Linked DNA regions of Mus musculus: regions 1 and 3 are each linked to region 2. The links are chromatin loops, found by intact Hi-C in ENCODE. Cell type or tissue: left cerebral cortex. All regions are shown on one strand.

Region 1 (8,000 bases), 170 kb before region 2:
TTTTTTTCTTTTCTTTTTTTTTTCTTTTTTTTTTTGCCACCCACTAGTGGCAACCAGTGATGCAATGACAGGAGGGGTTCACAGAGACATCATGACACTGACTATGAGAGAGGAATCACTTGAAATTCCTGTCTGGTGAGGTGGGGCCAGATTCCTAGTCCGTATTTCCATATGGTAAGTAAGCATCATCACACAATTTTACAGGTTAAAAAGGTCCTTGTGACTGTGGTATCTCTGATTCTATACCTTGAGATACTGAAAGGAATGAGTAAACGTAAATAGATTATGAAAGCCACATACCACACTTGCTGGATGTGACATAGCAAGAGTCTGCATGCACCCTCAACAGCTTCCTATTTTGATAACTTCCTTTTTTTTCTGAGTGGAAAACCTCAAAGTGTTCAGGAAGTCTCTGTTTTGACATTATACAGCTATTTGGCATATCACCTTTGCTTCCTGAAAAACGAGTGCTTATAAAAATCACATCTGAGCAAGGCTTTAGTTCCTGATGCCAGGCTGTCACTGGCTAAGCAGTAATCAGTGTCCCACCTCGTGCATCTGCCCACCTGCCCTTGCGTGTGGCCACTGAGCTGTACACTTCCAGCCAGCAGACAGCAAGCACCTACAGCTTGGCTCTGCCACACAGGTTTCGTGCTGCAATGCTCAGCCTTGGGGAAAGGACTTCTCATTAAAAATCAAAGCTCCTCTGTGAGAGCACCCTTGGGGGTAAGGGGTGCTGACCATAATTTGGCCCCTCTTCCAGCAAAGATGTGATGTGAAGGGCCTGAGGCCTCAGGCTCGCCTTTCCAGATAGACAGTATCTGCTAGTGTGGGTTCAAGAGGCCAGCTGTTTTCTTCTTCTTCTTTCTTTCTTTCTTTTTTTTTTTTTTTTTTTTTGTCAGTGATCTGACATCTATAAGGAAATTCGTCCTATGTTCCTTTCACAGGCGTCTGAAACATCAGCACTGCGTATACTCCTATGTAACTGAATGACAGTTGCTCTGAAGGAAATGGTCACGTGCATCAGGCCATCTTTGCCTCTGGCAGGAAAAATCACTTAACAGAGTATAATTTTAATTAGCACATTCTGTTTTTTACTTTCATTGGAAGATCCTGCCAGTCTCTGCTCTCTATACTCTCCTTCAAAACCCTCACATATCACATATGATTAGTATGTACTTACATTCTTTTTAAGAGTATGAAAACATCCAAAGGCTTTCAATAAGACTTTCCATTTCCCTTTTGCAGCAAAGAGGCAAAATCAGTTCAACACACCAGTATAAGGGGAAAAAGAAAAACCTTAACAAATTAAAATAATACTCAAACCACAACATTTAGTTTATCTACATCAGCTCAACAGCAACATTTATAATATATCAATAATTTTTATCAGATTCTTCTCTGTAGGGTACCTTTCTCATATGTTCTGATTATTTACACTGTACAAGCAGAGCACACTCCCAAGTGCACAGATTTAACACAGTAGCGACTATTTGCATTTACAGGACTTTTCAACAATCTGAAAAAAGATCAACTGTTGAAGATCTGTAGGTATGTTACAAAAACCACTGGAGTTCTTGTACAACAGTATGCGTTCTCAGCAAAACCAACACCAGGAGATCCGCATGGCAACTGAGTAACCGATCCACTCCCGCCAACCCAGGGGCAGGTCTCCGTGAGCTCTAAGCTGTCTTATACAAAAGTTAAGGCAAAGTCATTTTCAAGTTTAAATAAAATTCAAGTCTTTAAATATTGGATGGAAATAATTTTTTTCCTTAGAAAAAAAAAAAGAAAAAAGAAACCAAAACAACCTTCAGTCTCATTAAATAGCATTTTGTGGAATAAGCTGTATGGTTACATATAGCAGGAAATAGTTTAATGTCTGCTGCTTAGAATACTTAAAGAAAAATCTTAGGCGTTTTAAAACAAAATAATTTATCTGTAACTTTATTATGAACTTGCTAACTTGACTGCACTCTCGCTCCTCAGAAGTGCAGCTTCTGAAACAATCAAGAAAACCCTCGTCCTGGAGGTAAAAGAGCAAGGACTCTGTCCTCGCAAGCCAGAGGGGACCACCGACAGCACTCTCTCACGGCTAGGTACTTCTAAATCCACGTGCTGATGCAGAGGGACAAGAAGACATCCACACAGAGCTGGCTAAGACACGACTCTCCAGAGTGTGGGGGACACAGAGAGAGCATGGAGGATGAGAGCCAGGTAGCCACTCACTCACAGGGACACACATCGTGTACAACTTCTGACATCAGTGGGCAGCAGCAGTTTCTAATTCCATCTAGGTTCTATTCACAATGTGCTTTGAATTTATTTTACATAGTAGCCACTTGGAACTGGAGTGAGAGGCTGGTTACTTGCTCGCAGGACATCAAAACTCAAAGGTTTCAGGTCTTTCTAGGGTGCTCTTTGCAGGTTCTGCCCACTAGATCAAAAAAGAACTGTATGTACATCTGTATCTTGTTTTAAAGCTAGAGTTACCTGTTGCTAAGGGTTTAGATGAAAACACAGCTCCTATGCCAGTCTGTCAGTGTCCTGACATGCCAGTCCCTTGCTCTGTGAGGCCAAGGCTGCCCCTGCCCCTGCCATCAGCCCCCATCCATCTGCTGGACACCCTACCAATGCGCACTTGTAGACCAACTATTAAAAAAAAAAAAAAAGGAAGTAGCAGAGTTCCCTTAATTTAGAAAAACTCATTATAGCTTTGCACTCAGAGCCACGTGGAGGCTTAATAAAAAATATCCATTTGTTAGGATAAATACATTTTCTATCCTGAAAACACCAGACTTCTGTATCACCTCCAGTTAAGCACCAACCTAAAATAAGGTTTATATTATATAATTAAATCCTGAAAAATACATTTTTTTTTCCAAGAGGGGGAATATCCGACTCACAGAAGGAAGTAACTTGCAGGTATCCCACGGGCCCCACAGACACTGCAAGCTCCTAACCAGCGGCTCATTCCGTACTGAGTGGGAGAGCTTCTCACGGTGGGTACAGCTCTTCCAGAGCCCTCGCAGGCACGCAGCTCTCACTGAGGAGACTTGGGAGGCGTGTTCTGTTCCTTGCTCAGGCGTTTCCCGGCAGCTGGAGGAGAGGCTCGGCGCCCAGGCTGCCTCCTCTGATCCTTGGGGACTCCAGGCGTGGACTTAAGGGCAGGGGGCTCTCGGTGTCTCTCGACAGGCTCAGACAGCTGCTTCTCCTCCTTCCCACAGGCGACAGTGCTTGGCTTTTGTTCTTTTGGGGGTTGCAATGGAGAGGAGGAAGAAGGGTCTTTACTCGTTCTCTGACAAATCTCTGCATAACTGGGCTTTCTCAATTCCTGGAAACATAGAATATGGGGTTATGTATACAAAATATCAGGGATGGAAGCTCTTTCAGGGAAGAAGTTATATAAGATAAAGTTTTTGTTTTAATTACAATTTCATCTTCATGGGTATTTTTACTTTTAAGAGATTCATAAAATTCAAGAGCAACTTCTGGCATGTCTATGGCAGCTAGTGATCAGCATCAAAGCTAACGCCTCTAGAGCTTGTGGACACGAGTACAGTATCAAAAATTCACTCTGTGAGGAAAAAAGTTATTGGTATACTTGTAGGATGTGGTGATGGACTATGTCACAGAGTTGAAATTACTGCAGAAGGAAGAATAATTACTAAATAGGGACATTGTAACAATACTGCTTCCTGAAGCACAAATGCAGTCTCTTGACTTATGTTAGATTTAAATAATTTGAAAATACACATCCATTTTTCTAAGCTAATCATGGTTGTCTTGGAAAAAAAAAAACACTAAGTTTTAAAGACTAAAAAACCCAGATGTCTCTGATCTTAAAGACACCGCTCCCTTTCCTTGTAGTCCAGTTTCCCTCTGAAGATGCTATAGAGATGCCTCTCTAGAACAGCCAGCAGCCATAAAGGCACAACAATAAAATGGGGACCAACACAAAGCCTTAAAGCATTCTTGAGAAACATGGAAGCCTATGAGGCTCAAGGGAAAAACAAAGATGCAAACCCTGGCCCCTCTTCGTTTGATCTAAGTCAGGACCAGTGCAAGTGCTATGCTTACACAGAGAGCAGGCGGGGACAGTGTGACACAGCGGTCAGGTCGTGAGATGGCTTCACTCCCGATCCTCCACATGGAGCATTACTGCAGAGCCGTAGCTGGTTTGGCACTTACACAGACTTGTGGAATTCAATCTTCCTACTTCTGCCTCCCAAGTATAGAGATGCCAGATCATCAAGGGCAGGAACTCCTGCCTCACTGTGCATCCCTGGCTGGCTGAAACTTGCTATGTAGATCACAGGACTCAAATTTGCAGTTATCTCTCTGCCCCATCTCCCAAGCATTGGACCTAAGGGCCTAAGCCAACAGAGCTGGCAGAGTCACTGGGACACATAAGCAGGGCAACAGGACAGCGTGTTGCTCTTTATGCCATTCTGCTTCATTCCATCCCTTACCCTGTTTTCCTTTTATTCTTCTCTCATATATTACATACTGACCTTAGTCTTCCCTCCCTCAAAGGATGAAGAAGCCGTGAACCACCCATGCCCCTCCTCTAGACCCCCCACCCCACAATCTGTCTAAGCCTTTGAAGCAGACAAACTTTTGTTGTTGCTGTGTTTTTCTCCGTGTAGCCCTCCCTGGCTGTCCTGAAATCTGTTCTGTAGACCAGGCTGACCTTAAACTCAGAAATCCACCTGCATCTGCCTCTAGAGTATCTAGATTAAAGGTATACGTGTACCACCACTACCCAGCTAATCATTTCATATGTACAACACACACACTAAATACAGAGGTCACCAAACTCCATACAGGACAGAGTTGGGACCTTGTTACTATCTGAAATAGAAGACCTCAGTGAACTCATACAGAGAAATGAAGGCACACACTACTGAAAGCCCATCGTCAGAGTCAGGACACACACGGGATGCCTGAGTGCTGTGGAGGGCAGGCAAGGCACTTACTGTTGCTGCTCCATTCACCTGCACGGATTTACATGCAGTTGTAGTAGGGGTAGAAGGGAGTCTGTCCACACTCTGAGTTTCCCTCTGCTTTTCTGCCACCTTGGGATCCCTGTGAAAATGCCATCTGGTTTAAGAACCACACTTAATATTACAGAGCACTTAAACTTGTACCTGGCAGAGGGCTGGCAGAATACTGATACTCACTCAGGTAAATGGACCGGGGAAGGGGAACGTTCAAATGCTGCCGACACAGCACAGGGCGCTGGCACGGAGGGCTCTCTGGGTCCCACTACAGGAACAGTGTTTGTGCTTGCATCTGTACTGAGGTTCTGAAAACCGTTAAAGTAGTATTTAGCAATTGTCATATCTTTGCCCAAGAAGTTAAGGGTCCAACCACGGCAATCTCTAACCCATCTTTGGAGACTGCTTCCTAACCCCTACGATTGATGCCGACTGGTGTATCCATACTCCAAGCAAACAAAACAATGGCATGTTACCAACAACTGTCAAGTCACAGCAGAGACACAGGAGAAGCCTCCAGCAAACATAATGACATTTTGAGTCTGTCATTGGCTGCACAGCACTCAGCCTTTTTGCTCCCAGCAGATGCATTATAATTACCCGTAAGTTTGTCTTTTCAAGTGAAGAGCTTCCAAACACACCTTACTCATCTGACATATCAGGGATCTGACATATCAGCTGGGGTGGAATTACCAAGTTACACTATGATTCACACTTGTAACTAATACAAAACAAAGACTGACATATCCATGCTTACATAAATCTGAGTGCCCAGTGGTGGGAGGTAGATACCCACAGGAGCTCTCATGAGAATCCACAAACCACCCTTAGAAGCAGGTGTACAAAAGTGCTTTATCCAATTTAATAGGCAAGGTCACTAAGGTAAGACCTGAGTGAATCAGACATTACCCCATCAACGAGTTGCTTAGTGGAGCCGTGATTCATACAAGTGTACACATGGTGTGTCATTAACCCAGCATGTGATTTTAGGGCAAGTTAAGTAATTGGCTACAAGTTTAAATACAAAAAGACAAAATTTACTAACTGCTTTTCTCTTCAAAGAAGGTGTAAGTTCAAAGGTTAAAAAAAAAGTTGCTGGAATAGAGTAGCTGGAACTTCAGCTTTGGGAGAACGGAACAATTTATACTTTTGCCGGGGAGGGGGCTGAGGGGGGGGGGGGAGTATGGGAGGGGGACAGAGGTTCTGCTGGATTGAGAACAAGTGAAAGAAACCTAACACAAGGAAGCTAATGGCTTTCTATTTGTAAAAGCATGCTCAGATTCATCGTGTGTTAAACACTGACTAACACAGATACATATGGCACTTTGCAAAGAGTCATAAATCCAGGTCAAGCACGGAGGGGCTAGGTGGCCTATTGTCCCAAGTCCTCTGCAGTTTCTGCAGACATATCACCACTGGCAGCAGTGAAGACTGTGTAACTTGGCCACAGAGTCAAGAACAGCCTTTCAGAAAGCAATAATTGTTTCTTTAAACAGGGCTTTCCACAGAAACTGAAGTACATTCCGAGCAGCAGCTGTCTTTGGAGCTAGGAGGCCTACTATTACTCTCTTATTTATTACTAAGGGAGGAGGACATGCTTGAAAACAAGACTCCATGACTGCTGAAATGATCATTTTCTGTTTTATAAGCCAACTGGAAATTATTAGGTGAATGTTAAGACTTACACTGTCCAAGACATCTCAACTCTAACATGTAACCCTTACTAGAAAAGTTAGGATCTTGGGAAACTCAGTGTCCATGCTAAAAACAGTGGCAATTACTATCCCAATCTGAGATTCAACTTTTACCTGACCTTAATCTCAAGTTACTATAGCAAAGTCATCTGGCCTAGTAACTATGGCAGCCGCTACTGTGGCTCTAAACTCTGTAGTAGAGTGGTGTCCCGCCCTCTAATGAAAAGACACATGTGCTATCTGATGTACAGCCATAGTTTACCATGCAGCAGGAGGGATGTATTCTACAGCCCCCCACTGTGTGTACCCCTAGCACTTAGCCATACCTTAGTAATTGGGCAGAAAGTAATTTCTCTACATGTCCCACAGTCTTCAAACACTGACCCTGGCAGAGGGACAAATCCCATTTCCAGCCTGCTAGCTAAGTGTCCTTCAAAGGCAGGCCTGGAAAGGGATCTCCTGAGATGAGGACTGTAGTGAAAGACCACGATGCAGCCCAGAGTTTACCTGAAGCCACTACACTACAGCAGAGCGAGCCTAAGCTTCTTCCTACGTGCACTACGTAGATTACCACAAGTCTTATTTCTGCTCTAATTCAGACTTATGGGTCTAGGCATCTGTACAGCACAGGCTTCAACGGCAACCCCAGCAGATGGCAAGGAAAGGCTGGCTTGAGCTGGCTCCAAGGATAAACAGCTATCACCCCAACCTCACCCCCCCCCCACTTTCTAATGTGTGCAAAAGACCTGGGTCAAGTCCTGGTACAAATCAGTGCCTAGAAAACATCAGCAACTGTAACACATAGCTTACTCTTTCTTTTGAAGATCCTATGATCAAGCTGGAAAGCCTGTTTTCAAACAAGTCCTCTGTCTTCAAATTGCCTGCAGCTCCAGGTAATGGGGGGAAGTTGGACAGTCCCAGTTCGAAGCTCGGTGATGGAGGCTTTGGTGGTGTTGGAGACTGCGTCTGACTGCTCTGCAACACAGCAGCACCCCGTAAGGTCACACAAGTGTGAAGTGACAAGGGTAGAAAGCAAGTCAAAGAATCTTCCAACTTTCACACCCGCCCCAAAATTTATAAATGTTGCACAAATAATTCCTAGGGTCCAACTAACTTGAAACTTAGGCCACCATGATAAACTGTAAGCAGAGTCTAGAAAACAATAACGTCAGAGTTCAAATGTAAACAGTAGGCCAGTGTGAGGGTACAGTGGCCAAAAGTCTGCTGCTAAGCCTGAGGACCTAAACTTAACCCCTGGGAACCACACAGTACAAAGAAAAAAAGAAACTACTCATACAAGTTGTCC
Region 2 (8,000 bases):
TTAAGGCATGGAAAGAGTTGATTGGAGGCAAAGTAACCACGTGTAATTAAACTTTATGGCATATATTCAGAAAATTACAGTGTTCATATGATTTGAAGGTAAAGTTTTGGTCTCCTAACCCCAAAAGGCCAACCACTGGACATTTGTGCAGTAAAGACTTTCTGAACTCACCAGGTAGTGATGGTATACACCTTAACCCCAGCACTTGGGAGGCACAAACAGGTGGATCTCTGAGTTTGAGGTCTATAGAGAGAGTTCTAGGACATCCAGGGATACAACACAGAGAAATCCTGCCTTGAAAAACAAAAACAAACAAATTTACTGAATTAAACAAAAGTAGTGTTAAAGTCCCTGAAAAGTAACCTAGGTAGCACCCATTCTCATTGAGGGCATCTAATGAAAAGCTGGTGGGATACTCATATCATAGTGCTTAGTTACATGACCTTCCAAAGTCAGCTAAAAGCAAAATACTTGAAAGCAAATAGGGCTAGAAGGTTTATTTATTCCCTAGTCTACAAGCAATTTAAGAGATTATTGGTATTCATATAGGAAGAATTCTTAAAAGAAATTTGGCATTTAGTACATGATGACCCAAAGGAATTTCAGAATTACATTTTATGACTAATGGTGACTACACTGTCCCCCAACTCATGCTTTGCGTTTGTGTTCATGTATTTCTTACCTACCATAAATAATCCTTTGAGGGTATTTGTTGTCCCCCATATTGCCAAAGAGAAAACTAAAGATCAAAGGAATTAAGTACTATCTTCTGACTCACACAGTTTGTAAACTGGAGTTGGAGCCATAACTTAGAGCTTTTGACTCTATGCCTTTAATGCTTACACTCTCGAGGCAGAGGCAGGTGTATGTCTGAGTTTGAGACCAGCCTGATCTACATCGTGGGTTCCAGGACAGTCAGAGTTATATAGAAAACCTGTCTCAAAAAATCTCAAACAAACAAAGAAACAAATAAATGTAATTTTAATTCTTGGGTAAAAGAGTAAAAAAAATTGTGATGTTAGCTTTTTATTGGATTGGTTTATGAAACTCTTTCACATTTATTTTCTGACATGAACTTCAGTCTGTTTTCTCTTTGTCAAGGATAATCCATGTTTCTTTTCATGAGTGAGTCCTTTTCTGAATGGACAAGTGACCTGCAAGTGCAATCACATATGACATTTCATAGTATGTAATAACTTCTGTCCCTTATGCATGTTGTGTATATAAATGACTGTGCTTATGAGATAGCTGTAAGTTCAGCTGGCTTCCTCCAGGTCTGCCCCGCCCGCCCGCCCGCCCGCCCGCCACTTAGAGCTGTGCGATTCTGGATATGAAGTATGTCAGATCAGATCAGAAGGTTGCTGGTTGTTGAGGACTTTTTTCTTTTCTTCCTCTTTTCTTCTTCCTTCCTTCCTTCCTCCCCCCCCCCCCCCAAAGAAAGGGTTCGTCTGTGTAGCCTTGGTTGTCCTGAAACTTGATCTGTAGACCAGGCTGGCCTTGAACTCAGAGACCCACCTGCCTCTTGAGTGCTGGGATTAAAGGTGAAACCATGGCTGGCTATTTCTGGGATTTTAAAAAAATATTAAACTGTAAATAACTAAGTTAATATAAATACTAAGGTCATATAAATGTAAGATATTTTTCAATTACTTCCCTTAGATTAAGTGCTGAAGAAAGAATGGCTTCCCATCAGAAGCAAATAATGTATTATCTAAACGATGGTAAAAGAAAAAGGACTGGGGGGTGGAGCTCAGTGGAGGAGTGCTTGCCTAGTTCAATCTCCAGCACTTTACAAGAAAAACAAATTAGTTTAGCCAAGTGTGGTGGTGTCTCATATCTATATACCCAACAACACCCAGGAGGCTGAGGCAGGAGAATCACCACAAATTTCAGGAATTTTATTATATAGTGAGTTCCAGACCATCTTAGGCTACAAGCTGAGCTCCAGATAAGCTTGGGTTAAACAATGAGTCTCAAACCAGTCTGGGCTACAGAGCAAGACTTCATCTCAAAACAAAAGAAAACCAAAATCCCAAAACAACTTTTTTAAAAAAAAGGGTCCAACAACAAAAAAGAAGTTGGTTCTATAATAGTTTGGGGAAAGCCAGGAGTTTGAGAAAATACAGGACCTGAATAAAGGAACAATGGGGAAATAGCTTTGCTCATTTCAGATTTGTTGGACAGAGCCTTCCTGGGTAGTATGTGATTACAGCCAGTAAATTCTAGTAATCTTGGAGGTTTCATTTAGAATAATCAAAGCATGCTTATTTAACTTGCTGACACAATAATGAGCAGTAATGCTAAGATAACAAATGGCAATGTGCTTCAAATTGATTTTTAATACTGGAACGATGGGAACATGATAGACATTTTCATGAAGAAGAGCAGGACTTGTTAAAAGATCTGAAAAGTGAGAGAGCACACACAATGACTTAGAAGCAGTATGTCAAAGCAGGTTTTGTAGGAGCCAAGCCACATGTTCAAGGCTTTTTATATAATTCTTATATATCTTATATAATTTTATATAATTTCTACATATAACAAAATTGTATAGTTTTGTTTCCTCACCAAATATTATAAGGTTTTTGTAGGAGCTAAGTGAGTTAATTTGGGGTCAACTGCTTTGAACACTGCTTGAGCTATAGTCAGCCCTATTTAAGGTTTAACACCATATGGGATTCTTGAGTTACCTGAGAGTGAAAATTTTATCAATTGTCCAAGTGCTTCATCCTTATCCACTTCCTCCTATTTGAGCTGGGCTCCAAGGACTGAGTCTCCTTGGTGAATACCTGGATTCTGCTAACCCACTGTGTGGGACCACATACAGCTCTTTTGCCTTATTCCATAATTTTCCTTCTCTGCTCCTGTTCCTGGGATTCATCATCAGTAGGGCCACTCTTCTTATGACCTCACCTCTGCCCCTGAGGCCTCATCTACTAACTTTGTTTCAAGGTCTTTAGTCTTGGTCAACCTTGCTCTTGACTCTGTTCAGTTTTGTTCAGTACCCTAGTGGGGAGTCAGAATGTGAGGCTGTCCTTTCCTTTCCTTTTTTTTTTTTTTTTTTTTTTTTTTTGGTTTTTTGAGACAGGGTTTCTCTGTGTAGCCCTGGCTGTCCTGGAACTCACTTTGTAGACCAGGCTGGTCTCGAACTCAGAAATTCACCTGCCTCTGCCTCCCGAGTGCTGGGATTAAAGTCGTGCGCCACCACGCCTGGCCTTTTTTTTTTTTTTAAGATTTATTTATTTTATGTATGTGAGTACACTGTATATGTACAGATGGTTGTGAGCCTTCATGTGGTTGTTGGGAATTGAATTTTTAGGACCTATGCTTGCTCCAGTCCACCCTGCTTGCTCCGATCAATTCAGTTCACTCAGTTTTTTTTTTTTTTTTTTTTCCTTTTTGCTTTTTCTGAGACAGGGTTTCTCTGTGTAGCCCTGGCTGTTCTGGAACTCACTCTGTAGACCAGGCTGGCCTCAAACTCAGAAATCCAGCTGTGTCTGCCTCCCAAGTGCTTGAATTAAAGGCATGCGCCACCACTGCCGAGCCTCACTCAGTTCTTGCTTACTCCAGCCCAAAGATTTATTTATTATTATACATAAGTACACTGTAGCTGACTTCAAACGCACCAGAAGAGGGTGTCAGATCTCATTATGGGTGGTTGTGAGCCTCTATGTGGTTGCTGAGATTTGAACTCAGGAACTTCAGAAGAGCAGTTAGTGCTCTTACCCGCTGAGCCATCTCACCAGCCCGAGACTGTCCTTTCCAACAGCACAGAGAGATGCATTTAGTCAGAAAAGCAGAAAGTAAATGCTCTTGGGAAATACCCAATTTAACATATCTGGAGTCTGATTGAAAATGTCTGATTGTAATTAAAAAAGACACCAGGCTGAAAGCAACTTGTATTATCAAAGTAGTCCACACTGGGGCTGTGAAGGAGAAAGGAGAAAGGAGACTTTGAGGAGAGGAAGAACCTTGAGGATTATCTAGTTAGGGAGAGACTCAGGAAGGTAAATTAGCAAAGAAGACTGCATTCTAGACATCAAGTACCAGAATGATGGATGTCACAGAAAAATAGGGAGAAAGGTTTGAAGAAGATGGCAACACCTGAGAAAGGGTCTTTTAGTTAAAAGATAATCATGAGGCAAGAGTAGATGGATTAAGGTAAAGAAATGGGTGGCTTAATTAAACTGACAGGGAAAACGCAAGTGGGAAGGTTGGCTTCAATCCATGTAGGTCTGTACGGATCAGACTTTGTGTCTATGTCTGGTGCCTGGGTTCTGGGCAGCTGTGTGGGGGGCAGAGTTTTTTCACTGGCCCATGTCAGGTGAAGGTCAGGTGAAGGTGGAGCACCCACAAACCACCTCGAGACTGCAAGGTCAGGAGAGGAAACTCGGGCCACCTGGAAGTATGCAGTCTACTCCATTAACAGAAGCCCCGTCAACATAATTTACTCGAATAAATAACTTTCCACACTGCCAGGCGACAGACAGCCTTTCTTGCTCAAGGGACACCAAAGTGATGCAGAAGCCCCGCGCTGCGTCTTCCCGCTCGTCACTCGCTCTGGCCGCGGCGTCCCCAGAGGTGGCTGGAAACACCCTTTGGAGCCCCGAAGCCGGCTTGGGTGAGGGCAGTGTTTCCTGAGAGCCCCGCCAAGGTGGCCAGCCGGGAGTCTCCCTTTCACCCCGCAAGGTTATCTCTCCCACCTCTAAACCCAGCAGATCTCTACCGCGGCTCTTGGCGGCGGACTTCCCGGCCGAGCGGGGACGCTGTGGGACTAGAAGCCTGTCTAGGCGGACGCGTGGGCCACGCCTCGCGGACATTCAGGAAATGATGTAACGCTTGAGTCCGGCAGCCAAAGTTGTGTCACGCCGGATAGCGGAAGTCCCGCCCACCTCCGCCGGCGGAAGTCCGGTCCTCCGCTTCTCCTGGTTCCTCGTGCGTTCCACCGCCGGCATGGCGCATTACAACTTCAAGAAGATTACGGTGGTGCCGTCTGCCAAGGTAGGGGTGACAGAGGTCGTTTCCGCCTATCTCCATTTCCCCGACAAGTCGCCAGGGAGGGTCCAGGCCTGTATCCCCGAGACTGGGGGAGGGAGGACACCGTGCAGTCCCTCGGCCCTCAGTGCGGAGCTCCGCTTGCTAGGCTTTGTCCTCGCGACCCTCGGAGATCAGTCCCACTCTCTGAAACCAAGCCCCTCTCCTGCTGTCCTTGGGTACCCTAAGCCCTAGAATCCCTCCAAGACATCAGGGCCGTTCCAGAGCCTATGATTCTTGTGTGGCCTGCCGACGGGACAAAGTGTCTGGGTGGTGGCCACAGTAAGGAGCAGGGTAGGAAGCCTGAAGGGGCCAGTGGTGAGCGTCGTGTGAGTACCCTCCCCTTTAAGTAGAATTTGATTCGTGACGTCACGGTCTAAAAAGATTTTAGGTAGCTGTCATTTTGTCGTTGGACTTAAAAGATGCAATTGGTTATAAGCACGCAAGTAGCCAGGCCCACATTATGTAACGTAGCAAGATGCTTTCCTCCCAAATGTCGAGAATGAGGTAGGCTAAAGAACCTAAAAGGATACACCGGTTTCTCTGGCAAGCCATGGGCATTAAATTGCAGAATCAGTTAGAGGAACCAGTGTCACTATCGTTAAATTGACCGCAGTGTGGGTGTTTTCGACATCCCCCTTTCTGAATGAGCTTGCTTTGAAAACTTGTGTAAAGAACTAGTATTTTCTGGTGGGCGTGGTAGTGCACGCCTTTAGTCTCAGCACTAGGGAGGCAAAGGTAGGCGGATCTCTGAAAGACCCTGTCTTGAAAAGACAAAAACCATGTTTCCACTAGTTGTTTTCCTTACACGTCTCTGTATTTCTCCTTTCTTCCTCTTTCTGATATCCATTCTGATACGTTTTTCACACGTTTGTAATAATTGGAAAGAAACTACATGTAGGAATCACATTTTGTTTTAGCCCACGAGACTGTCGCCACTACTTCTCAAGTGCATGTTGAAGGAACTCGTACACTTTTTATTTCACTGGAAATAGAGTTCATTGGGTCAAAGGAACTTTGTTGATATAATTGACCTAGGAAAGGCAGCCTTTGTCTCTGTTGCCCTGAAGGAGGTCTGTTTGCAGATGAGTTTGCATGTGTGTAGATAGGTGGTGGGAAATAAAAAGTCAATCTGAAGAGTATGGGGTGCTTTTGTAAAGTGTGTGCCAAGTTCTGTGTATAGAAACACATAGAATAGTCTGCGTCTTTAAGAATCATATTCTGGGGGCTGGCGAGATGGCTCAGTGGTTTAGGAGCGCCGACTGCTCTTCCGAAGGTCTCGAGTTCAAATCCCAGCAACCACGTTACGTCTGTAATGAAATCTGATGCCCTTTTCTGGAGTATCTGAGGACAGCTACAATGTACTTATATATAATAAATAAATAAGTAAATAAATCTTAAAAAAAAAGGATTTTCTGAAGGAATAACTGAATGTGTTTATACCCACCGCAGTATGATGGAGAAGTGTGAGCTCCAATTGGCCCTCTGTATGAGTTCAAATCCAGAGTCAACCAACACAGATTAAAAACACTATTTGAAAATTGCATCTATATTTAATGTACATAGACTTTATTTTCTCTTTTTTGTTTGTTTGCTTTCTTTTTGTCTGCCTTGGCTGGCCTGGAACTTATACATTTCTGCCTCTAGGATTAGGATTAAAGGCGTGAGCCACCATGCACATAGACTTTTTAAAGGAGCATTCCCTACATATAGTTACAGCTATTTACCGTATATGACAAATATATGTGGATTCTTCTACACACAAGTACTGTGCCATTTTATAAAGTGAACTCAAATATCTCTCTGTTTTGGTGGGCGAGGGCTTGGGTGGGAGGAACCCTGACTATAAACTCCTGTAAATATCAGAGATTTGGGATAACATAAGAATGTAGTGAGAACTGGGCAGTCGGTGTTAGTGCATGCCTTTAATCCCACTACTGAGGAGGCAAAGGCAGGAGATCTCTGTGAGTTTGAGGCTAGCCTGGTGTACAGAGCAAATTCCAGGACAATCAAAGCTACACACAGAGAAACCCTGATTAGAAAAATAAAAACAAAGAATATACTAATAAATGGGTGAGTTTGGAGAAACTTTTCAGTAGGCAACTTTTAAAAGATATGAGGACCATGGAAAGGAACAGAGTAGAAGAGCAGCAGGCCTGAGTATCCATGCTCTCCGTAATCTGGCAGACTGTATTGTGATTACCTGCTTGCCTTTGGTTTTGTTTCGTTGGATCTTAGTGTCTTCTTCACTGTTTTGTCTTCAGCATTGTGTTCATTCTATCCTTTATTATAGAAAATGATCAATATTGTTCAATTAATGGAAGTGATCAAGGGAAAGTAGAACAGCTTTCTATGGTTGGGTAAAAGTGAATAAGTACAAATATCTCAAATAGTCTACTCAGCATACCCAGGAAATTTTAGATGATGAGTTTTAGATTTTTCATTTTATACCCCTTTAAAATCAAAGCTACAAAATCCTTGAAATTGAAGAGCTGGCTCTTTTTCTTCTGATTTATTCTTGAGTTTATTTGAAAGTTAAAATAGCATTAAAAAACATGGGGTAAAATATATTTCAGCAACCATTAGCAAGTCCTCTCTTCTACCCCAGGCATATTTTTATTGGAAGAGTGACAAGGAAGGGGCCTCCTCCATCAGTTGGAAGTATTCACAAGTTTTTCAGCCATTCCAAACTCAGGTCCTGGCGTGGTTGGACACATGGAGCATGCTCCCATTATCAGGGGCAGGGGCTGGGTCTTTGTGAGGCATGGCCTAGTTGATCTTGGTGTCATACTTGGTGTAGGGGCTGAGCGATTGAGGGCATAAATAATGCAAGGCTCTGACACTTAGAGACACTACCAGCACTGTCCCTTTTGGTCAGGCATTCTTGAGGAGGGTTGAGATTCTCCCAACTATCTTAGTCTTGGTGGTGGGTAGCAAGTTTTCATAAAGGCCAGAAACTATAAAGA
Region 3 (8,000 bases), 96 kb before region 2:
TAACTCTGTAAGAGCAAATGGGCTTCACAGGAATTAACCTCATCCTATGCAGCAGACCATAAAAGACCATCACTTCTCACTAGAAGAAGAGATCCAGACTATAACCCTAGTTCATAGTTCAGCAGAAGTGTGAATGCCCCATGACATAAAAACGACAGTGAGAGGAGTCTATCAGCCCTTTCTTGGCTGCTAACATGAGCCATGTCTAAAAGTGTTTGTAACTCTGAGTGCCTGCTGCTTCTTGAAGGCACTGTTTACTGTAATCACCATTAAACTGTTATACAGACTTTCACTTAACATTCAGAAGTTCGTTTCATATAACATTGTGAAGACTTCTTCATGAAAACAGGTGGTTAAGTGAAATATTTGTTTCCACAGAGTTTAAATACATCTTTGTCAAACTTTGTACATATTTAGGTAAGTCACATATATTTAATTCTTCAAATCTCAGGATTTTTTCTTTTTTACAAAATGGACAAGCCCCCAAAGCATTACTATGAAATTTCAGCTACTTCATTTCAGCTGCTCTTCTACAGTGTGGAAAAATGAATGCAAACTTCTACACCCATTATAATCATCTATTTTCTCTCTGGAGCCTACTCACATATAGTATAGCTCCCTTCTCCAAACTTATATGCTGTCTCAGAACCTGTCTTCTATGACAGAGACACGTGATCAAGACATGAGTAATAAATTAAAATTGCCACCTATAAGGCAGAATATCAAAATTAGGAATTCAGTAACAATAAAAATAGCAAAAAGCAAACATCTGCATGCTTCATGCTTACATCAGTCTTATGAGACTTTTCAAAATTTTAGTCACCAAGAAAGTAAGTTTTTTGTTTGTTTGTTTTTGGTTTTTTTCAAGATAGGTTTCTCTGTGTAGCCCTGACATTCCATCTGTAGACCAGGCTGGCCTCCCTTCCTTTGCCTCCCTAGTGCTGGAATCAAAGGTGAGCTCAGGATAGCTTCTAATGACTAAGAAGCCATGCCGTTCCATATAAATAAGTCAACTCAAGTCACATTAGTTTTCAAAATATGAGATGAAATATATTTCTAACTAGTTAAAGTTTTAAGGGAAAATGTACTAACTAAAAAATAAACTTTCAGAGAGCATTCTACTTTAGCAATTCCCAACAAATCTCCTTAAACTATTTCTTGTACAATTTGATTACAATACTGGATTTTGGTATATTAAGCACGAAGAAAAAAAGCCTCAATTAAATTAACCCTGACTGTAAATAAGAGAAGCCAACCAAGTTAGGGAAGTATAGAAATTGCACATAATATACTAAAAGACCACCAAAAACAAAAACCATCACCCTTTTCTCCTCTTGTGGTCTTGCAAACACCAACTCAAAACAAACTGCAAGTGCATTTTAAATATTCAACTCAATTTGAAAAGGGAAGCAGCTAAATATCCTAAAAGAAACAAATGCAGTTGCTATTGCCTCTATTTAAAACTCCCTTGTTTGACTGTGTGCTACAAACTAATTCCACTGCAGCCATGGGAAGCCCTCCCGTTTGTTCAGTTATGGAAAACTTCAAAGTTTCAGTTTATGATTAAAACAAAGTATTCCAACGCCAGTGAGAAGGTCGCGAATGGAAGGCAGATTGAGATCATTTTTCTCCGGGTCGTTTTCTCACATTTCGAGTCAGTCCAAATTCAAAGCCACCTTACACCAAAAAACGAGGGGGTTAACAAGATTACATTCACTGAAAGTCACAAGATGCAATGACCTCAACTCAACAAACTTCATGTTCTACTATACACCACTGAGAAGCAGGTGGTTAAGAGGTTCCTGGCCGGTTACCATGAGTCTTCACATTTAATTTTTATTTCTTAACTATCTCAAAGTCGGACCCGCTCAAGTCTATCAAGTGTATGGGGGAAAAGGGAGCAGCATTCCAAACACACACTCGAGCAACAGGATCCTAACTTCCTGGTTCTAAAGGAATGCGATTCCCTAATGAGCCACCTCTCCCCGCAGCAGCGAGCGCGGCTGTCTGGCCGGTCTCCGGCGGGACCGAGGGGGGCGAGGCCCCGGGCGCCGCACTGCGGGTCCCCGGGGCCCGCCCGCCTGCCCTCGGGGCGATGGTGGCCTGCGACCCCAGCCCATTCTCCTCGGGCTGCATAGGCAAACCCCCAAGAGCCTGGGAGACGCGGCCTCCGGGAAGACTCTGCACACGTCTCACTTCGCTCCAGTCCTCCCCGGCCAGGGCCGTGTCAGTCAGGTCTGACCCCGGCCCGCAGGTCCTCCCAGGTCCAGCCTACCCCGGGCTATCGGGGCCACAGTCCAGCCTGCCCTGCCGCTCCCTCCGCGGCACTGCCCCTCTTTCTGTCCTCCCCAGCGCCGGCCCCAGCCCGGCCCTGTGCCGTTCCCCTCCCCGCCCGGGCCCGGCCCTGCCCGCCACTGGCCCCGTCCCTCCGGGAAGATGGCGGCCCGGTGACAGGCTGGTGGAGGCGCGGGTCCGAGCACGGGGCGCGGAGGGAGGCCGCCCCGTCGGTGACCGAGGACCGCCCCGCTCACCTGTCAGCCGCCCGCCCCGCCCGACCGGCCGCCCGCGGGCTCGTCGCCGCAGCCCCGGTGCCCGGCGACCGCGCAAAACACGCGGGGACGGCCGAGGAGGGAGACGGCAAGAAAAGGCGGCACGGCCGGGCCGGGCCGGAGACAGCAAAGAAGAGCGGGCGCGGACTTGGCAGCGACGGCAGCCGATCCTTCCTTTTTCGGGCCCGAAAATGTCTCAACCTCGAGACTCCAGATCCCCAACGCTCCTTCCCGTTCGCATGAGAACACACAGATCCCACTTCCGGGGCCCTGCGGAAGTCCCACCCCCGCGCGGCCCCGCGCCCTACCCCGGCGCCCTCACCCACCCGGCCCGCCGACTGGCGTTTGGCGCCCAGGAGAGCCTAGCGTCATGGAGGCGCTGCGTAGCGATTGGCTAAGAGGGGACGCGAGTCCTCCCTTCTACTTCCCCCGGCCTCTCGGCGCGCACCCATCTCGCGGCATCTGTGATTGGCGCGTGCGCGCACGACGCCAATTTCCCCCCCCACACCCCGCACCGCCCCGCGCCGCCCCACCCCGCCCCGCCCCGCCCTGAGCTGCTGCGCGCGCCGCACACCTCGTCTCTCCCCGCCCATTCTGCAAGCCCCGCCCTGTAGCAGTCGGAGCGCCAGTTGTAGGCAGCTTAGCATCTTATGAGCAAGTGCTGGGGTGTGGGGCGTCCCAGGCTGGTGGCGTCCTGAAAGCGCACCCCTCGCTCCGGACCCGCTGTCCCCAGGACCTGGACCCATGTCCGGCATTTCTCTACAGCTTCCCCGACTTCAGTATGGGACAAGAATGATTTGGATAAGCAAAGAAACCTGCTCTTGTCGCTTCCCAGAGAATTGAAAATACTAAAACCCTTCTTTTATCGATTTTCTTTTAAAAAAAAAAAAGAAAAAACGTATATTACATTTACTTTACTTAAAACTTGCTGCCTACTTATCTGCGTTTATTCGCCGGTTGCTTACTGTCTATAATTCATTATTCGAAGCCATACGAATTTTTCCCGAATGAAAAAGCTCTCTTGGAACAATATCCATGGTTACCATACCATACCATACCATACCATACCATACCATGGTTCTGCTCATTGGTTTCTAGGAACATTTTTCAAATACTGAAGAGTGCATTTTGGAAGAACCATCTTTGACTCTCCTGTATTGGGTCTTTTTTGTGGGAGTTTCTTCTCTTCCTCCCTCTGGGTCTTGATGCTCAAACTCTTGGTGTTTACACTTCAGAGCAAAGGCCTTAACCAAGTGAGCCACCTCACCCAGCCTCTATGTGACACCTTGTTGCAGTTACTAGGCTTAAGACTGTTTCCTAGTTAACTATTTCACAGGCATTCTCACAGTATTTAGTCTCATAGTAACTATTCTCACGGTATTTCTTCTTCAAAGACCAGTTCTCACTATTTTTACACAGGCTGGCTCCCTCGCATTGATTGTTTTGCCTCCCACCTCCCGAGTTGGAAGTACTGCCTGGCACTATGTGCCCTACTCATTGACGTGTCTCTAAAGATAATAAATTGTAAGTAAAGCTTGCCTCTGGTACTGGAAAGAATATACAACATTAGTACTATTAATGCTTTTCCCTTCCCTGGTAGTTCTGCCTGCTGTTAACACCTCGGGGTATTTGGTGTCCGTAAATGCAACTGGTACACCTAATCCAGAGTACCAACAGGTATGTCCTTCAAATATATCTTCTCCATCTTGTCAACAAAGATCTTCATGGCTCCTTGTCTTTCCTACAGGATAACATTAAGTACTATTGCATAAAAAGAAGGACTTTCACAAACTAGTGAAAACGGTCTATTTCCTTTCCTACCCTGTAGATTGAGACACCCTAACTTTCCAATTACATTAGTGTACTAAGAATTCTTAAGACATTGGGTGAGTCAACTCAGTCTATGCTAGAATAAAGCACAGCCTATACAAAGTTTTTACTGAGAACCAAGTCAGCATTTAATAGGTGTTTTTTCCTATAAATCCCCTGGGATGTGGTTCAGTGATAGTGCCTGCCTGACATATGAAAGGCCCTGGCTTCCATTCGTAGCATGGAGAGAGAAGGGGAGAAGGGGAGGAAAGGAGAGGAGAGGGAGATAGAGAGGGAGAGATGAGAACCTACGATCCAGAGCATCTTAGGTCCTAATCACTATGATTCTGTTTCCCTCATACGCCTACCCTCTACTTCTGATCTACTCTTGCTTATCTCCCCCCACGCCCCCCCCCCCCCGCCCCTTTCCTGTGATCCTATCTCCCTTCTAGGTCCTCTCTGTACTTTGTAGTTCTAGTAAAGACTTAGCAATCAGAGCCAGATGCAATGGCTCTCACCTTTTGCTTGAGCAGCTCATGGAGGTGAACCAGATGGATCACTGAACTCCAAGCACTCCTGGGGAGCGTCAGTGTGAAACACTGTTTCAAAAAAATAACTGAAACAAGATATCCATCCAGTCACTACTATCCCCCTTTTTAAACTTTTAAACACTTCATTTTCTTTTCTTGTATGTGTATATGTATCCAAAAATAATAGAGTTAATGAGGGAAAGGGGAACTCTCTTCTTCACACACACACACACACACACACACACACACACACACACATACCCCTTTTAGGTAGAAGGGATTGATTCTCATGTGGGAATTAATTTGTTCCTTTCATCATGTTGGGTCCCAAGGATTCAGCTGAGATCATCAGAGTTAGTAGCATGGGCCTTTGCCAGCAGACTATCTCAGTGTAATTTGCAACTGGCACCACAATGCTACCCCACCCCAGTTAAATGGTAAGTACTAGCCAAGGAACTGATAAGTGCTTTTGCCAGCTGATACACTGTGTTGTTCATATGCCCATGGATCTTCCGCTGGAGCACAGGAAACTTGCCAATGACAACATTCTCAAACAACAACAACAAACAAACAAACAAACAAAACCAGTAGCTCCTCAGTAAGTGGTGGGGCCTGGAGATCACTTCCCATCAATACCAGAATTTTGGCTACCTTAATCTTGTGCAGGGCTTATGCAGATGACCACAGGTACTGTGAGCTCATGAGTGTGCATAGCCATGTCATGTACAAAAAGTAATATTTCACACTACTCTTCCCATTCTCTAGCTCTTACCTTCTTTCTGCCTCCTCTCCTGCAATGTCCCCCTAAATATCCCTTTTAGGACACCTAAGCTCTCTGTCTCTTATCCTTAGTACTTAAGCTATGCATACAACTATCCATTGACTGCAACCCACTTGGGGGGGGGGGAGAGCTTCTCTGACTAAGGTGGAGAGCAGCCCAGGTCTATGAATGTAAACATAAACATTTAGAACTTATTTAGACAGTGTAACCATTTAGCAGAATAATAATGGCAGCTTCTAGCCCACAGCCTATGATCTCCCCAGCTAGATTCACTAGCTTTTGCCACAGGCATGATATTCTCTCCACAGAGATAGGACTCAAATCCAATCAGAAGGCTGTTAGTTCTCTCCTAACAGCCATGCCAGTATTATAGCAGTGGGCTTATCCTGCTCAGTAGGTCAATACTGTAGTATGCAAGGTCCAGTGCTAGGTAAGACTCTTGATGCCTTTCCTCCTCCAGCAGCCTACATAGCACCTTAGCCAAAAAATAAGACATTTTCAAGTTGGATTAGCACTGGTTTCTCTGTGCCATGCAGCCAAAGTGTGTGGCGTCCTCAGCAATAGGGTCTTACCTTGAAACTATGTTAAGTGACCAAGGGCAATGACAGTTACCTATGTTCCTTTGGGGACCTCTGGGGCCTCCCTAACCAATCACTCGTAAGGAAGCATTCCATACCTTGGTAGTAAGGCTCTCCTTTTATAACTCATGTCCACCCATGCAGAGAAGTTCTATTCAAACACTCTTTTGTTAAGGTGTATTTTAAAATTATCTTGCTAACTAGTGAGTTTTCATATGGCTTTCAATTTCTAATCTAGGCATAGCAGTCCACTCAGGAATCCCAGCACTGGAAAGACTGAAGGAGGTGGTCCCAGGTTTGAGGCCAGTCTAGATTTTGCTTTTAGTCAAAGATACCAATGATGCCCTGGACTACAAAGGGAGGCCCTATCTCAAAACACAACATCAATTCTAACTCTTTCCAGTTATGGTTGCCCATCAATTAAACAAATATTTTCTAAGAACTTCCTTTGTGTTAAGAGACTCTATTGAGTTCTGGGGCCAGGAGAAGAATCCTGAAGAGAAAGTAACAAGTAGGAAAGAGAATAAAGGATTTTTGAGAGGAGGATCCCAGCCACCTCGGGAAGGAAACAGGAGTGCTAGGTAACCCAAGGGTGAAGGGGCTGCTCACAAGCCTTCCTCAGAGAATGAGCACCAGTTGGGAAGCTAGAGGCAGGCTAGTCCTGTTCGGTGAGTCAAGATTTTATTATGAGGCAAGGAAGAACCCTTAAGAAGCTTTTCTCAGACTTGCTACAGACTTTTTCATACCATAAAATGGACCAGAATAGAAACACACTAAAGAACTGGCTAAGTCAAATTAGGCGGAAGTATCAAAATGAATGACAGTCATATTCTAGAATATGTTGAATTTTTTGGAATGCATGAGTTCACACAGTTACTAAGGTGTGTGTGTGTTTGTGTGTGTGTGTGTGTGTGTGTGTGTGTGTGTGTGTGTGTGTGTGTGTGTGTGGTTTGTTTAAAAATAGTAGGGATTATAAGAGAAAAGGGAAAGCTCTTTTTTATAGTACACTACTGGCTAGTAAATGAAGAAGAATTTGTTGGTTTTTTTTTTTTTAAATCAGCCATGCTGCCACTATCATAGAATTTACAACAGCCATGAATGCTAAGGTGAATGAAAGTTTATTGAGGCAGAGGTTATATATGACACTTCAATGCTTAGTAATTTCAAAGGGAAAGGACATTTTGCACTTGACAAATGTGTGTACACCTTCAGAATCAAGTGAACCGAGTCAGCAATAATGGTTTCCTGACTGACATGCGCTCCCATGAGACCAATTCCGTCATGTGGGATTCATGCCCAAAACACAATGGGCAAGATGATGTGTTGAGCATTGCACCAGCTGCATATGATTGACACACAGGGGACCATACAGCTCTTCTCCCTGCTCTTTTGCATGATTTAATTTCTTTGTGATAACTGAAATATGAGAATGCTATGGAGGATTTTAATTTCCTATATGTATTCCATGAATATGTGATATTCATATCACAGTTAAATAAATGAAGGAGTGCATTTCCTAGGATATCCCATACTCCCTAGCTGAAGAAATAAAGGGGCCCAGACAAAGCCTCTGAGTCTTGCATCTTAAGACACTGAAGAGACATACAGCAGAGCTTAATGGGCAAGCACAGAACCAGGAAGAAAAGAGTCCAGGCAGCAGTAGTAGGATGACCTGGGAGAAAGCAGCAACAGACCAACAGACTAAGGAACCTATGGATGAGGACCTGCAGTGGGAACTTAAGATTTGCATAGC

Evidence for each region. Peaks named below come from ENCODE experiments on the same cell type or tissue, not always from the same donor. Only the 100,000 strongest peaks of a DNase experiment are listed, where the experiment ranks them.
Region 1: a loop joins it to region 2, with 2.4 times the contacts of the local background. A loop is called at or near these places in 4 of 42 quality-filtered maps.
Region 3: it touches region 2 in a loop (6-fold over the local background); 25 of 42 quality-filtered maps call a loop at or near these places.

The regions. Positions count from the first base shown.
Region 1 is chr13:9,165,986-9,173,985 of GRCm38, reverse strand. It overlaps Larp4b (La ribonucleoprotein domain family, member 4B), which reads right to left. Exons shown (of 18, transcript NM_172585.3): 15 at 7,505-7,669; 16 at 5,184-5,308; 17 at 4,980-5,088; 18 at 1-3,334. The coding sequence ends at 3,044. Among named protein-coding and RNA genes, the nearest start is that of Larp4b, 76 kb to the right of the region's middle. In left cerebral cortex, no CTCF peak of the experiment used is centred here; a DNase peak (open chromatin) is centred at 3,027.
Region 2 is chr13:8,992,950-9,000,949 of GRCm38, reverse strand. Gtpbp4 (GTP binding protein 4) reads left to right here and starts at 4,938. Exons shown (of 17, transcript NM_027000.4): 1 at 4,938-5,001. The coding sequence starts at 4,954. In left cerebral cortex, a CTCF peak has its summit at 4,750; DNase peaks (open chromatin) are centred at 4,827 and 5,480; H3K4me3 peaks cover 2,028 bases; H3K27ac peaks cover 1,582 bases.
Region 3 is chr13:9,088,712-9,096,711 of GRCm38, reverse strand. It overlaps Larp4b (La ribonucleoprotein domain family, member 4B), which reads right to left and starts at 2,831. Exons shown (of 18, transcript NM_172585.3): 1 at 2,532-2,831. In left cerebral cortex, no CTCF peak of the experiment used is centred here; DNase peaks (open chromatin) are centred at 2,143, 2,926 and 3,930; H3K4me3 peaks cover 2,145 bases; H3K27ac peaks cover 1,146 bases.